Regions from separate parts of the Homo sapiens genome. Here region 2 is linked to region 1. Evidence: chromatin loops called from intact Hi-C (ENCODE). Cell type or tissue: sigmoid colon. All regions are shown on one strand.

Region 1 (4,000 bases):
CAGCAAATAGCCCTTTTTACTCCAGATAAACATGAAACATTGGATCTTCCTGACTGAAACACCAAATCGTATATTTCTTACCCTGCACTCAGCCACTCCAGTGACAGCTACAGAGCAGGCCTGGATCCGAACAGACTGAGGTATGCGACACAGGACAGCAAAGTGGGAAGTCTGCAGTAGTGGCGCTCAGGCCTGGGCAACTGGCGTGGTGTGTGGTCCAGGGAGCTCTCCAATTACACAGCCCTCCTCTCCCCCAGATTCTGACAAGTCCCCAGGGGGCAAATGCTTTGTAAAGCTTCCCGGGGATTCCCTGGAGACCCCCACTCTAGGCTGAGAATCAAAGCTCTGAATTGCCCTTCCTGTTGATAAGCCTCATACCCTAGCGCTCCAGGCACTGGTCAGATGAGGCATGGAACTTAATCTACAAATACCTTATCTTCAAAAGGAAAATATTTTCATGATTGCCTAAGTAGTAACATGGTCATTACAGAAGATTGTAAGATACCAAAAGCTATACTATAAAGAAGAAAAAAATTTACCCACACCTTGCTAGTCTCAGCGTCATCACCACCTGGGCGCTTGTTAGGAGTGCCCCCGCTGCAGACCTCGGAATCCGAATCTGTGTTTTTCCCAGACCCCCAGAGGGTTGTGTGCCTGTTCAAGTTTGAGAAGCCCCGAGCTAATAATTCCACAACTGCAATTTAGTGTCTTTCTTGGTAGCATCTTATACTTCTATTAAAGTTGGGATTAATATTGAATAATCAGTGTTGCAATTGGAATCATTAAAAATGTGATATTAACTTTATTTTAGTATTATTCAAATACTCAGTTTGGTGTGCTGCTTCTCTCCCTGAATTGTATACAGTGTTCGCCATGACATCGTTTGCTTCTGAGACTTTCTTAAAACCCAGCTTCTCCCTTCATTCTCAGCTGGAGAATAAACCAGCAGGCGGCACACAACGGGTTAATGTCTACCAATTGCGTTAATACCCATCTAAAGGCCCGGCGGCCTCCCCAGCAAAACCGAGATTTTGCAATGTTTGCCATGCGTTTGCTTCATGTTGAGAGATGGGCTGAATGGAGGTTTCTTTGTGTTTGCGCGTATTTGTGTGTGTGAGTGTGTGTGTGTTCCCCGCAGTCTCCGTGGGTGGCCTCCTGCGGGTGAATGCGCAGTGTTCCCACTGTTGCTTATCCTGCAGGCTTTCCAAACCTCCCTCCTGCCGACAGACAGCCAGGGGAAACACATCTCTCCAAAGAGAAACCCAAAGAAGCTGCAGAAGAGATTTCTTAGTCTGTTCCTATTCAGGGAAGGTGAGGGAGCCCTCATTCTTAAAGGTCTCTTTTAAAAGCCCTGTTTCTTTTTGCACACATAGTTTTGGAAGGTGCCCAAAAGACTGTCCAGAGTGTCCCAGCCTTCTCCGACAGTGCCGGGAAACAAGAGGTGGCTGCTGCCGTTTGCAAGTATGGATGAAGGCCTGAGTGGTCCCGGGCATTCAGGGCCAGGAAGGCAGGAGGGGAGGGGCTGGGAGGAGGGGGCGCTTTGCAGGGCCCGTGTACCTGGGCTGGACACTAGGCCACAGGAGGGGCAGGAGACAGTGGAATTATTGTCTGCCATTCACCAGAGTCTATCATCTCACTTGGTTTCCCCCTACAAGAAGAACTCTCTCTCTCTCTCTACACACACACACACACACACACACACACACACACCATGCCCCCCGCCACCACCACCACGCACACAGACGCAGGTTCCTGGAACTGTTTCCCCCAGTTCTCTGCCTCAGACATCTTCACCCCATGTCCTGCCCTGATCTGGTGTTCTGGGCATGGCTCCTTTTATTGCTTTTTAAAAGGAGTCTGTGGTTTTATGAGGGCTGTTTGGCCGGCAGAGGTTGGGCTAGGCCGGGTTTTCGATGCCTGTGGCCCTGTCAGCCCAGGGAAGAGGCCGCTGAAGCTGAGCAGCTGCTCCTGAAAACAGCCCGGGACAGCTCTTCCCAGCCTCCGCCCGCTGCACTGAGCACTCCACTCTCTCTGCCCTCCGGCTGCTAGCTCCGATGGCAGCCCCCGGCCTCTCAGTAATCCTCAGCAACTCAAGCTTTCGCTGGAGTCCTCGGCAGGTGGGCGGCTGTAAAATCTTTTTGTTTGCTGCTTTGTCATCCTCTTCCCATCCCCGACCGGCAGTACCCATGGTCCAGGAAATAAACACCCAGTACAAAAACTCCCTGTTCGTATCTGGTAAATTTTCAACTAAAAAGTTCAGCGTTCAGGTGAGTGGGCTCGAGATCCAGCCGGTTTGAAGAGAGAGGAATAAAGGACAGGGTGTTGGGCGTGGGACTGGCACCCGCTGAAACCCTCATCCTGTGGGTGCCCGGTGTGGGTCCCCGCTGGCGTCACAACGTGCAGCCCACCTGCTCTGCCAGCTTCCGCGACCTTGATCTCAGCCAATCCTGTTTTGGGCCCCATCACAGTCTTTCTGTCTGTGGAGCTGGGCAAGCAGGAGGTTTCTCAGGGCCCAAGATGGTTTTTCAGATGTGAATATTGGCCAACTCCCGAAGTTGCTAGAAAAATGTAGGCAGCTTGGCCACCGAAGTAAAAGCCATCGATGGCATTTTTCCCAGCCTCAGCTGAATTCAAACCACTAAACTCTTGTGGTTTATTTTTTTTACAGCTTTCTTAGCTAACAGGACTGGATGCCTTTAAAAAACTTTTCAAAATAATATTTTGGAACCTAGCATTATTTGGTTTTCCCTCTGTAAAGGCTAATCTATCATAATTTCCCCATAGCTTGCTTTGCGGAAGAGGGTGGGTGAGGGACAAAGGAAAGGTAACATGCTAACCAAGACAAGCGTAGTGTGAAGGAAGGGCGGGCCCTGTTCGGCCTCTGCCCAGCAGAGTCACAAGCTTTGTGGGCCTCAGTGTCCTCCTCTGGAGAACAGGAAGAATAATACGACAGCCCAACTACCTTACAAGACAGTTCTGTGATTAGGCTGATGTTCGTCAGAACATTTAGTCACCGTAAAATGCTACACAATGTGAATTATTGTGCTTTAACAAATAATTTGAAAGCAGTATAAAGTGCTTCTAGACTTGCAGATATCAAGAAAGCTGGATATCTGGGTTATTCATTCTCGGTTGGCAAAAGGTGGTCCCTGCATGATCAGCCCTACGGGCCCCACATATTCTTTTAAGGGCTCAGGCTTTTGGAAGGCTTCTCAGTGCAGCAAGCATGAATAGTAAGGGCTACGCTGCGCTCTTTACTTACTTGTTTTTGCCTTAAACCATCACAGTTACCACAAGGGTTAAGGATGCAGGTAGCATTGCAGACAGACTGACAGAGCTTTGTGTTCTGGCTTGGCCAATTAGCTTAGCTTCTCTGAGCCCAGTTTCCTCATCTGTAAAACAGGTATAACAACAACAACAACAACAACAATAATAGTAATCAGCTGATACAATTCTTGTGAGATTAAAAGACAACATTCACAAATTGCTTACCAGTATGATATCTTGCACATTGATTAAATGAATGTAAGATAATGATGTTGATAATTATTTTAAGGAATTTGAGGGAGAAAATTCCCACCTACGAGTTCCTGTGCACCTAGTGGTGGGACTTTCTCTTGGTCATGCATTCATTTGACAAGCATTTACTGAATACCTTCTGTGAGCTCTTAGGAGATCAGAATATGCCATCCTCAAATACGAAGGATTGTTCAGCTGAAGACGATTAAGAAGCAGATGCAGGAACCCTTTAGACTTCCCTCTATTTGCCTAAAAGCAGGACATAGATTTACAGAGACAAAGAGTATTCCTGCCCAGGAGAGCAAAGGTTAACCAATGAAGACTGCTTTAGACTCTCATCAGCCTGGAGGTGATACAGAGGACTCTACTTCACCAGCTGTCTAGCCAGCCTTTGTCCGCCATGGATTTGCCTTCCCACAAGTTGCCTGCAGAGACTTACAGTCCTTTTCCTTTGTCCCTTCTCTAAAAATGTGCTATTCTT
Region 2 (4,000 bases), 260 kb before region 1:
TAAAAACCTAAAAGAAATGCACACACACAGAATGCTGAAAAAGGACTATTGTGGTAGTTCAAGACCTCAGTGATCCAATTATCAAATATTTAGAGCCACCCATTGTGGCTCTTTATTATTTATGTCTAGTTCTTTTGTATTTCTCCTCCCCAGGGAGGAAGAAAGGATAAAAAGGGAGGAAGACGGTCTTCTCTCCCAGGTGCAGGAAAACAGGTCTGTGGGTGTCTTCCACAGCCGCCCACCCATATGGTTCTTCTTAGGTGATGGAAACAGATCAGTTTCCCTGAGAGTGTGCTCATCCACACGCTAGCATCATTTTAAACATGAACGTACTAAATACGTGGAGACACAGCGCATGTCACCCAGAGGCACAGTTTCTGGGGGTCTTGGGGTTCAGCGCTGGGCCCGGGCCTGTAAAGTGAGAATCGGTCCGGCCCGCCCCCGGGCTCCCCTGAGGCCGCACTCTGCACTCTAAGCACTGGGCTGGTCGCCCATCTCTGTAAGGGTGGCAGCCACCCAAGCGCCTGAATCGGTGGGCATAAGAGTCACACACACCACCTCTCTTACCCACCGCCCCTTCCAGAACTCCAAAAGCCTCTCTGGCCCTTTTCCCGCAGCATGGGAGGGGAGGTGGGTAAGGTGCGTCTCTTCTAGCCCGGGTGTCCCGCACCCCTAGGCGTGCGTGCGGGCTCGAGAGCGGGTCTGCGGGGCGCGAGCGTGCCCTTCCCTGCGGCTGCGGCTGCTCCCGCGAGCTGGCGGCAGCGGCTTCCGCGCGCGCGCTCTGAGCCCCCTCCCCTCGGCGCTGTCACTCTCCGCACCAGCCCTTCCATCACCAGCTCTGCCTCCGCTGGCGAGTCAGTAGCCACCACCAGGCTGATGAGCGGAAGCCAAGGTGGCGACCCTTTCAGGCGTGAAAATGGGAGCTCCGGCGACCCCCTCCGTGAGAATTCCCCCCGGAGCCGTTCCTCAGCCGGGGCCCGCCGCGGCCAGCCCCCTCCCCGCCACGCGGGGCTGGCCTCGGGGGCGGGGGCCCGGGCGTGCGAGCGAGCGTGGAGGCGCGGGACCCGCGCTCCCGCGCCCAGGCGGCGCAGCCCACCCGGCTCCACGGCCCCGGCGCGCGGCCCGCCCCTCCTGCCCGGCGCTCGGGGCTCGCTCCTCCGTCCGCCGCGCGGGGCGTCCCGCGTCCCCGTGTCCCCGCGCCGCCCGAGGAGCACGGCGCGCGAGGCGAGGTGGCGTCGGCGGCCGCCGCGCTGGCTGCACTCACCATAGCCGGCCGTCAACCCCTGCTCGGAGCGCGGGTGCCGATGGCGCGGACGCTGGGCTTGGATTTCACATCAATTCCTTTTTTTTCCCTGGCCCCCCTTTCCTCGTCCTCCGCTCCTCCGTCTTCTCCCAGTCTTCCCTCGTCTCCCCCTTGCCTTGTCGCTGCGGGTCTCTTTGTCTCCCCTGTCGTCTTTTTCTTCTCCTCCGTTTTCTTCTTCTTCTTCTCCTCCTCCTCCGTCTTTACAAAAGGAACGGAAAGTGTAAAAACCCCGGCGCGCTGGGCCGCCGGAGGCTTTCGGCGGAGTGCAGCGCGGACTCACAATTACAAGCCTGTTTCTATTAAGCAGTTCCATGGCCCTCGGCGTGGGTGGTCTGCCGCGCCATAGGCAGGACCTGTCAGGGTCACGTGACGGATCCGAAAACTTTACCCCTTTACAATAAACTCAAGGAAAGCAAAGTAAACTCGAGGAACGTGCTATCAGCACAGCCCTCCTGGGTAAACAGGCGCTCCCCTCCCCGCCTTCCTGGGAGGCGCCCTGCCCGGCGAGCTCCCGCGAGCCTAGCCACCCTCTCCCCGCCCCCCGCGGCCGTGTTTGCGGGGGGCCGCCGGGCTGGGGGTCTCCGCGCGCTCCCGCGGCTTCTCCACCTTGTGCTCGGCTCCCCCGCCCCCGCACACATTATTTGCTAACATTTGGCCATCTTGTCCCAACGCCGGTCGGGGGAGGTGTGGGGAAGCAAGGAAGCTCCTTTTAGCATCCTCAGCGGTCCGGGAAGTGGGGGGTTCCCAGAGGACTGCAGAAGAACACCACCTTTCATGCTTGCATTCTCAAAGCCTTTCCTTCTCGCATTCCCACGGAAGCGCGGAAAAGCTGGGAGCCTTCTAGATGACAGGCCTACGGGCCGCCAGAGGGGCGGGGAGCAGGAAAACCGGACAGATCACAGCGCCTTCCCGGGGAAATTTCAGCACGAGATGTGTGCGGATTCGTGTCGGTCCCTCGGAAGCCGTTTCTTCTGAAAGAGACCAAGGTGGCGTCCCTTGGAAACCAAGATTTGTACCTGGTCCGAAGAATCACGGATTGACATTTGCTCCCTTTCTCTTCTGATTCCTGTGGTTTCTGGGGTATGCCACCCAAATGCTCCCACCTACTGTGCCGTCCTGTGCCAGGCGGCCTTGGGTGACTGGCCTAAACCTAGGAGCTGGTGGGTCGCGCGGATAACCCTGCTCTCGCTCAAGACTGAAGCGTTCTATTCGGGAGCGCCCCCGCTACAATGTCTGACATTTTATCTGCTCAACCCCGCCGCTGGTAGACGGTGTTTCACACACTGCGACTTTAAATGGGCCACATTATGAATAAAGATGAATTACAGATACAAGGGCAGGGTAGAGGGAGTGAGAACATTTACTGCAGCTCTGAAGAGCTGACTAGCTGGTCTTGAAATAAAGCCAGACTCTTCTCACTTCATTCTGGGCTGACAGTGTGATTAGGTGTGTGTGTGTGTTGGGGGCGGGGGGGGCGGGGCGGGGGTAGAAGAGGTGCCCCATGTGTTATTAAATAATAATAATCATCCTAGGAGTTTTGGGATCTCCCTCCCACAAAGATGACGTAGCCATTCTTGAGCAGAGTCATTTGAGTTTCCAGAATGTATGTGTTTGAGACACGTTAAGTAATTAAGCATTAGAAGGGGGGCAGCCCTGTGAATTTGGCTGGTCCAGAAGGTCATTTTCATACCAGTGACTTCAGTCAAAAATGGACTCAAATGCATATTGGCTGACCATGGATTCTAAAAGTCACAATAGTTGTAACAACAACAACAAAAAACCCAACATTTCCCTTCGAAACACTTCCCCCTGTCTTTTGGTGTCATATCAAAGGGCCCTGTTTATCTATAAATGTGAGTGGGGTTATGAACAGGAAGGTATACATAATCTCCAAATAGAGGGGTCTAGAATATGAGGGAGAAAGGGGGATAAGAAAAAAGAGAAACAGCCGACAAAGGGCATTTAAATGGCCCACAATATACAGTTGCTAGGAAAATTACAGCAGAACTTGAGGAGTTTGCTTTTTCTAGTTAAAATGAAGACCCTCATGGAAGCACACTTGGCTACATGCTCCTGCTGAGTTGTGGCCAAGGCTGATACTCAAGAGTGGACACTAGTTTTGTGTGGCCTAGGACTTAGGCAGCTTTCAGAGTGAACGGGGAGTGGGGAGCTTCTTTAGCAACTCAAAACTGCAAACACAAAATTAAGTACAGGGCCTTGAAGTGGCCTGGGCAGGGAGGAGCCCTAAAGCTACCTGGGCTTCTAGGAAATCGCCTTTCTTGAGTGTGCAGACAGGAGGACGACAGAACTACCCAGTCTTTGTGGTCCTGGTGGTCTACGCTGTCCCTTAGTTAGGACTGAATGTGTTCATATGAGTCTTATCTTAGTCCAAGGCTTTACAATTGGGAGCAAAGACAAGTTTGTTTTGTACAAGAGTGTAAGTACTTAGAGTTGGGCAGGAGTGGCATAATGAGGCAGGGAGTAGAAAATCTGGTGTTAAAACGTACAAGTATAGGAAGGAGGGAAGCCCCTGGAAATGTTCTCTCTTGTAGAATGTAAAAAGTTCCTCTTCAAAGTTTCCCCTTCCCTTCTTGTTAAAGAATAAATCATAAGTGTTAAAAATAATAGTTTCTTTTAAAAACTAACTTCCTTCAAGCCTCCTTGCTTTGTGCTAATAACTCTTTGTTAAGCCCTATC

The links. Peaks named below come from ENCODE experiments on the same cell type or tissue, not always from the same donor. Only the 100,000 strongest peaks of a DNase experiment are listed, where the experiment ranks them.
Region 2: a loop joins it to region 1, with 7 times the contacts of the local background. A loop is called at or near these places in 1 of 110 quality-filtered maps.

Annotation. Positions count from the first base shown.
Region 1 is chr9:95,770,626-95,774,625 of GRCh38, forward strand. The region is part of intron 2 of LOC105376161 (a long non-coding RNA gene); the gene reads left to right. Among named protein-coding and RNA genes, the nearest start is that of ERCC6L2, 100 kb to the right of the region's middle. RefSeq lists enhancers at 1,878-2,047, 1,969-2,926. In sigmoid colon, no CTCF peak of the experiment used is centred here; DNase peaks (open chromatin) are centred at 1,156, 1,482 and 1,926; H3K4me3 peaks cover 1,619 bases; H3K27ac peaks cover 1,901 bases.
Region 2 is chr9:95,515,205-95,519,204 of GRCh38, forward strand. It overlaps a transcript of PTCH1 not described here. Among named protein-coding and RNA genes, the nearest start is that of PTCH1, 7.9 kb to the left of the region's middle. In sigmoid colon, no CTCF peak of the experiment used is centred here; DNase peaks (open chromatin) are centred at 843, 1,334, 1,647 and 2,117; H3K4me3 peaks cover 2,328 bases; H3K27ac peaks cover 2,072 bases; H3K27me3 peaks cover 642 bases.